2 separate regions of the Homo sapiens genome follow, and region 2 is linked to region 1. Evidence: chromatin loops called from intact Hi-C (ENCODE). Cell type or tissue: CD4-positive, alpha-beta T cell. All regions are shown on one strand.

The links. A loop is a pair of places that touch in the nucleus more often than their neighbours do. Peaks named below come from ENCODE experiments on the same cell type or tissue, not always from the same donor. Only the 100,000 strongest peaks of a DNase experiment are listed, where the experiment ranks them.
Region 2: it touches region 1 in a loop (1.9-fold over the local background); 5 of 110 quality-filtered maps call a loop at or near these places.

What each region holds. Positions count from the first base shown.
Region 1 is chr6:151,350,468-151,354,467 of GRCh38, reverse strand. It overlaps AKAP12 (A-kinase anchoring protein 12), which reads right to left. Exons shown (of 5, transcript NM_005100.4): 4 at 716-4,000. The coding sequence ends at 728. Among named protein-coding and RNA genes, the nearest start is that of ZBTB2, 39 kb to the left of the region's middle. In CD4-positive, alpha-beta T cell, no CTCF peak of the experiment used is centred here; a DNase peak (open chromatin) is centred at 1,857.
Region 2 is chr6:151,400,513-151,404,512 of GRCh38, reverse strand. LOC124901232 (translation initiation factor IF-2-like) reads right to left here. Exons shown (of 3, transcript XM_047419613.1): 3 at 1,196-4,000. Among named protein-coding and RNA genes, the nearest start is that of ZBTB2, 11 kb to the right of the region's middle. In CD4-positive, alpha-beta T cell, no CTCF peak of the experiment used is centred here; no DNase peak of the experiment used is centred here.

The DNA.
Region 1 (4,000 bases):
TGGGAGGCGGAGCTTGCAGTGAGCCGAGATCGCGCCACTGCATTCCAGCCTGGATGACAGAGCGAGACTCCGTCTCAAGAAAACAAAACAAAACAAAACAAAAACCACAAAGATGGGGAGTTACTAGCAACTGCAAGTAACTAACACAGTGAGGGTCGGTCATTATATGCGCTGGAAAATTTTTAAAAATACTTGTTACTACTGCTAGGGGAAAAAAAATCCATTTTTTCTGAAAGAGCTATCATCAGCTATATTTCAGGCAGTTTAATATTAGCCCATTTGGGGGCACTAGTTTTTTTTGTTTGTTTTTTTTTTTTGAGACGGAGTCGTGAGGCACCACGCCCAGCCATTGGAGCACTAGTTATTTTTAAAAAAACTCAACAAGATAGTTGAGTGAACACAATGTATTTCTTATGCCTTTGGGTCAAACACGCACATGTGCACACACACATGCCGTTTTATTTTATTCTAAAGCAGTCACATTAGGAGGTAAAACGAAGTCGTTCTTTTCATAACATCGATAAGACTAAATGGCATTTCAATCACCAAAAACCATGAAACTATCCTAGATCTTTGAATCTAGTTGATAGTTATTTTCCTCAACTGAAGGTTCTACACGAAGGCATTAATTATTTGCTCCCGATTCCTTATGTAACAAATTTGCCATCTATTGGCATAAAAGAGAAAAATTATCTTAGAAGACAAGGAAGCTTACCTGCATGATGTTTTAAGATTCTGTAAGTTCTGACTTTGCAGATTCTCTCTCTTGTTTCTGTAACTCCTCCTGTGCTTGGGGTGTGATCGCTTTATCTGATTCACTGTGCACTTTTCCTTCCTGCAATTCTACTTCCTGGGCATCCTCCTTCTCTTTTTGTTTTGGTCCATTTGTATCTGGGGACTCTTTGGTTAAGCCTCCTGAGGCATCAGTATCAGCCAGGGCTGAGTTCTGGTTTTCAGGGTCATCAACATCATCACCTTTTTCATCTTCTTTCGGTTCAACTAGTGACTTCTCTATTCTTTCTGCTAACAAGGCATGACCATCATCTTCTGGCACAGACTTTGTTCCAGCTCCACCTCCCTCTTCCTCAGATGGGAGGACGACCTCTTCCAGCTGCTGATCATTTACAGTGGAACCTTCTACCTCAACAGTCATGGTCTTTTCTGAGGCTTCACTCATGTCTTTGGAAATATCAGAATGTGCTTGTCCCACTGCGGTTGACTCTGACTCCTCTTTGGCTGAAGTAATTGGTGTTTCATCCTGTGCAGAGGCCTGAGGTTCCTCTCCTTCTTTCTCCGTTTCCTGTCCAGCGTCCTGGCTGTCAGCTTTTATCACGTGAGCTTGTGTCTGTAACTCAGACGTCAACATTTCGGTGGCTGTTTCTTCTGTACGTACAAACTGGTCAACGGCTGTCTGGATGATGTTTTGGACAAGTTTACTGCTTTTGGTCTCAAGTTCCAAAATCCCATTTTCAGGCTCTAAATCCTCAATTGCTACACTCACTTTGACCTCCTGGCAAGCAACCTGCTCATCGACTTCATCTGACTTCCACTTCAGTGATGTGGTTTTCTCTCCTTCCAGGTCGGAACTTAAGCCTTTCTTGGTAGTAGCAGATACTATCACTGGTGTCGATTTTGCCTGACAGTCGGGCCCTGTGGGCACAGCATCTTCCCCTGGATGAGCGGCAAAGTCTTCATTTTTTTCAGAGGATTTCTCTTCCAGAACTAAATGTGCACCTGCAGGCTCCAACGTTTCACCTGTTTCTAAAATGTTGGCAGTTTCTCCTAAGACCTTTTCCTCCTCTGCAGCCGCTGTTAGAGTGAATGATGCCTCAGAGCTCTGAACTTGAATTTTGGTGCATACTGCCTCCTCTTGACCTAGGCAGGGAGGAGGGCTTCCTTCCAAACTGCTGACTTCCTTTGCCCCATCTATGATGGGCACATTCACTGTCTGGAGGAGCTGCTTACTGACCTCTTCAGATACGGTAACAGCTGTTTCGTGCTCAAGCTTCTCTTCATTCACATGGGTTGGCTCTGCTTCTGTTTTCTCCCTTTCGACTTGAACTACCATCTCTCTCTCCACGGGGGATGGAGGAGACTTAGCGTGACTCTGCAGTTCAAGAGCATCATCCTTTTTACATTCAGCTTCTTCTGTCCCTTCACCTTTAAGGGCAACTTCAGTGACCTTTTCCCGACTGACTGTTATGCCTGTGTCTATAGACCCCTCAAGTCCTTCGAAAAATGGTACGTCTTTGGTTTTCTCATCAGCATACTGGTCAGCCTCTTGAGTCCCCTCAGTCTTTGACAGAATGGATACAGTTTCCACTGACACCTCTTTATCTGTATGCTCTAGAGTGTCTTCCATCTTTGATTGTTCTTTAGTTTCTTCCTGGAACACAAAACTGGAAGGTGCTGGAGGCCTCTCTTTCTGTGCAGGAACTGCCTCTGCTTCTGTGCCCCCTGACTGGGTACCAGATGCGACCTCATTCTCCTCATGGATTTCCACAATCTCGTCTTTCTGGGTTGTGCCTGGTGCGTCAAAGTCGGCTACGGGGGTGCTTCCATCAGTCTCACTGTCTGTAGGGGTTTCCACCGAGTCAGGGGGGATAGCCTGTTCCATCACCATCTCCTGTGATTTTACCCCAGCTAAGGTTTCGGCTTGACAAGTGGTTACAAGCTCACTGGACTCTATGCTCTCTGTGACTTGAGGAGCTTTTTCAAAGCTTTCTGGGGTGGTCTGCCCCACCACCTTCCCTTGTGTAAAAGGCTCAGTTTTTGCCTCCTGAGCATCTACTTTCAACACTACATCCGTCTCTTTCTTCAGACCCGACGCTTCAGCCTGCTCTTCTGGTCTTTCTGCCTCTGCTCTCTGCACAGGCTGAAGCACATCTTCTGGCCCACCGGTGCCAGGCAGCTGGGATTCCTCTTTCACTTTTTCTGCCACTGCCTGGAGGACCTCTTGAGTCCGCCTCTCTTGCTCTTCTATGTCAGGTACGCCACCTTCCACCTCCTGCACCGGAGTGGCCTCCTCTGTGGTGTCTGGGGAGTCGGTTAACTGGGAGACTGCTGACACCATTTCTGTGGTCTCTTCAGCAGCAGATGCTTCGGTTCCTTCTTCGGCACCCAATGGCCCTGCAGTTTCTGCAGCTGTCACAGCTTCGGGGGTCAATTCCGCCTCACTAACGACCGTGTCGCCCCGGGCCTCTCTGTTCTCTGGCAGAGGTTCAGTAACCGTGGGGGGTTCTTCTTCTGCAATTACTTCTCTTTCCAATACCTCCTCAGTTAACAGTGCGGCTTCAGCTTCTACTTGTTCAAGAGGTTCTGTCACTGAAGCAGATATCCAAGAAGGAGACCTTTCTTCAATAATGGTAGCTGCCCTCGTCCCGTCAGCGACAGCTGCTGCCATCATATGAACCTGACTCTCGCTGAGCTCCTTGGACACCTCAGTGGCTGCCTTCTGCTCGGGCTGCTCTGCGCTTTTTTGGGCTTGCTGTGCCTCCATTTTCTCCCTTTCTACAGCATCATACTCAGACAGAGGGACCACGGCCGGGACATCAGAGTCATCTTCGTTGGCCCCTGTTGGCCCTGCGTCTTCAACAGGGGCTTGTTCTTGTTTCCCATCTGGCCTTTTCTTCCTTCGTCCAGGAATAAACTTCTTGATTGAGACCCAGGATTCTTCTTTACCGGGTTCAGTGTCTGGAGTGGAATGTTCTACACCAGACCCAGCTATGGAGTCTTCGCTTTTCTCTTCCAGCTTGGACTTTGATTTTTTTCTTGGCGTGACTAACCTTTTAAATGACTCCCAGGTGGAAACGCCCTCCCCTTCGGTAGGGCTTCCAGCTTGCTCCGGGGAGGAACTTCCCTGCCCTGGATCATGTTCTTGGGAACCAGCAAGGATCCCGTCTGTCCCCGTCTCTTTGTCTTTTCCGGCCTCATCAGCTTTCTGGTGGTCTCCTCCCATTGCTTTTGGTCCCCCTTCCTCATCAGAAGAGGACCCTCTCCT
Region 2 (4,000 bases), 50 kb before region 1:
ATCCCACTTTGGGAGGCCGAGGCGAGTGGATCACAAGGTCAGGAGATCGAGACCATCCTGGCTAACATTACACGGTGAAATCCCGTCTCTACTAAAAATACAAAAAATTAGCTGGGTGTGGTGGCAGGCGCCTGCAGTCCCAGCTACTCAGGAGGCTGAGGCAGGAGAATGGCATGAACCCGGGAGGCGGAGCTTGCAGTGAGCTGAGATCATGCCACTGCACTCCAGCCTGGGCATCAGAGAAAGACTCCCGTCTCAAAAAAAAAAAAAAAAAAAAAAAAGAGAGAAATCAATATATACAATAACAAGACAGGCTTCTGGTGGCAGAAATGAAATCTTAAATACCTATTTTCGATGGCATGATTTGAGTATGGCTGTTCACCGGCACCTTTTATTAATACTTTGTCCTTTCACCAAGTTAGTCACAATATTCTTCCCACAGATGTTTGTTCCAGAGATATTTTGGGGAAATTTAAAAAATACCAAGCACAAAGAATTTAACATCTACATATTTACCTCCTTGGGTTGACAACATTTAAAAATCAAATCTTTACCTTCATTGCCTTACTTTTATGCATAACCCGATGCCCCACTATAGTCCTCACCTGTCAACTTTTTTTTCACACATATCCTTTCGTTTTGCAACTCACTTAACTGCTACACAGTATTATACCAAGAGAATACATTCATCTGTACTAACTGATGGACATATTTATCTGCAGTTAACAGTGCTAGGATAAACATCTGATGTCTTCCAGCGAGAGTTCTTCAGTAGCTGTCTTCCATTTGAGGTACCTACCTGTATGCCAAGGGTACCCACAAAAACTCTCCAAGGAGCATATAGGCACAGATAGTCCAAGAATTGCTTTTTAGGATGTGCATGGTGGCTCACGCCTGTAATCCCAGCACTTTGGGAGGTCAGGGTGGGAGCACTGCTTGAGGCCAGCAACCCTGTCTCAAAATAACTTTAAAAATTGCTTCCTAGATCAAGTTCCAATTTTCATAAAATCAACATACCTGTGTGCACACCTGCAGTGTATCCTGCTCTTCCCATCTTCCCTTATCACACTTACAGAAGCGGCGTCTCTCACCTATCCTCAATAGTTTGGTCCACTACATTCAATAACCTTTAAATACATTAAACCTATTTGTCAACACTTTTGGGAAGCCACAAAAACAAAAAAGGACAATTTGGAAGATTGGTAAATGCAGCCTCCTTTAATTGAAGCCATTATGTTTTCTCCCATTTTTTTTAGGAGGTACAATTCCAGTGAAATTTTACTGCAAGTATCAATGTATGCAATTTGCTGTTTTGGTCAACTAATCAGTACTAACAATGTGAAAATAGTCCAGAAAAAAACCATGAACATTTGATGCCTTATGATTACAGCAAATTAAACATTTCAAGTTATATACAAAAATTTACAAGAAATGAAAGGATCATCAAAAGAGGTTCATAAACATTTATTAGCATAAAGTGTTGTAGAGGAAATGTAACATTTTCAAGAAGAAAAACTTGTATTTGCATAGTTCACCTATGTTTACATGGATCATGGTGGACATCAGCTCAATACACTATTACAATGCACTAAATTACAAGGGCTTTCCTTAAAAGTGATAAAGCAGCTTTATTTTAAAATACCAGTATTTACGATACACTGGCAATTACATCTTTTTCAACTAATTTTAGGATTTAAAACTTCAAGTTATGAAAGTTTTAAAGAATTGTTTTAGTTGTAACATAAGTAAAAACTTTTAATTACTTAATAAAGTCAAAACTTTATTAAGATCACCACCTCTCTAAGAACAAAATGACCAAGAAATTACACAGAGTATTTAGAGCCTAAAGTAAGTACATTCACCACTGGCTCCCAAAGTCCTCAAAGTGGTATCTAATTTCTATCACACATGAGAGCTCACTATTAAGACCAATCTGGATTTGAATTCTTGTTTCACCACCAATTCTTGCTGTTATAACCTTGGGCGAATCACTGAACCTCTTGGGCCTCAGTTTCCTCATCTGTGGAGTAGGTTTAATTATTAAACTATCTCTCAGGTTGCTGTAAGGATTAATGAAATATGTGTGAATAGGAGGGTTTAATTATTAACCTATCTCACAGGGTTGCTGTGAGGATTAACTCCCAGATGAAATGGAGGCTAAATCAAATTCCCAGGATCCATCTTTGAATCTTTAAGAAATATCACAACTGAAACTTACAGAATAGATGTTACTGAATCCTGCACTGGAACAGAATGGTTAACTTAAATATAGCAATATTTTGACTGTATAAAATAGGGTGGCTCCTCAGTGCAAGCCCAAAAAGACTCTTTTAAAAACTACACATTTTTGCATATACCAAACAGCGGTGGCCAACAGGTATTCTGGGGTGCCTTCTTGGATAACCATAGCAGTCAGATGCAGACTTTTTTTTTTAAACACATAAAATCAGTATCTTTCTAGTTTTACCATTTTAAAAATAAACCATATTTGCCTATTTTAAATTACTGTCCTGTCTACTATCTAAAGCAGGTCTTCCAAAGTATGGTCCTCAGACCAGTTGCATCAGCAAATACTCAAGACTGTCCATTAATATTACTAACTCCTGAGTTCTACACCACACTAAATCAGAACGTCTGGGGCCGGAGCTAGGAAAATCTGTTTCTTCTAATTCTCCAGGAGACTCCTATGCTCCCTAAGCTCTGAGAAGCACTAACTTAGTCTATGTATTGGTTTACACTCAGGTTACACAGATTTTAAATAATTCATTAGCACTCTCTTGCTTACCAAGTACTAATCTCAAGTGACTCAGTTCTCTCTTTCACCAACCCAATCTCCTCAGACCCTGCTCTATGCCTTTACAAAGTGCCTGTGTTGGGAGAAGGTGATGTGTATGAGAAGTAGAGGGAATTTTTCCAAATCCAAATCTACTCTCACTTTCAGCTCTCTCCACTGGTTCTGAATTGCCATTTTAAAGGAAGGTTTAATGTCACCATTCTAAATTCCCTTCCCTCATAGAGGGTTAATGAAACAATTTTTTTTTTTGAGAGTCTCACACTTTCACCCAGGCTGGAGTGCAGTGGCACGATCTCGGCTCACTGCAAGCTCCGCCTGCCTCCCAGGTTCACGCCATTCTCCTGCCTCAGCCTCCCGAGTAGCTGGGATTACAGGTGCCTGCCACCACACCCAGCTAATTTTTTGTATTTTTAGTAGAGACGGGGTTTCACCGTGTTAGCCAGGATGGTCTCGATCTCCTGACCTCGTGATCTGCCCACCTCGGCCTCCCAAAGTGCTAGGATTACAGGCGTGAGCCACCGCGCCCAGCCTTTTTTTTTTTTTTTTAAGACAGAGTTTTGCTCTGTGGCCCAGGCTGGAGTGCAATGGCGCGATCTCCGCTCACTGCAACCTCCGCCTCCCGGGTTCAAGCGATTCTCCTGCCTCAGCCTCCCGAGCAGCTGGGATTACAGGTGCCCACCCCCATGCCCAGCTAATTTTTGATATTTTTAGTAGAGGCGGGGTTTCACTATGTTGGCCAGGCTGGTCTTGAACTCCTGACCTCAGGTGATCCACCCGCCTCAGCCTCCCAAAGTGCTGGGATTACAGGCGTGAGTCACCACACCCGGGCAACAAAATTTTTTAAAGACCACATTTTCACTTCCTCTGAACAATATCAAACAAAACGTGGACTTTTAAACGTTTTTAAAACAAAATCTTTCCACATCCCCTAGACTGTTAAAATAATCTGGGAAGCATGCAGCATTGTAAAACTGACTCATATTCATTTTCTCATCCAATTCCACAATTACTTATTAGAACTTATGATGGGCTGCTCTAAGATCTAAGACATAGTGGTAAAGATGACACATAGGGCCCCTGGCTTTCACAAAGCTTACATTCCAACGAAGACATCAGGAAAACTAAGTAATCTGCTTATAGACAGATGCTCTATAAAGAAATCTAGGGCTGGGCGTGGTGGCTTATGCCTGTAATTCCAGCACTTTG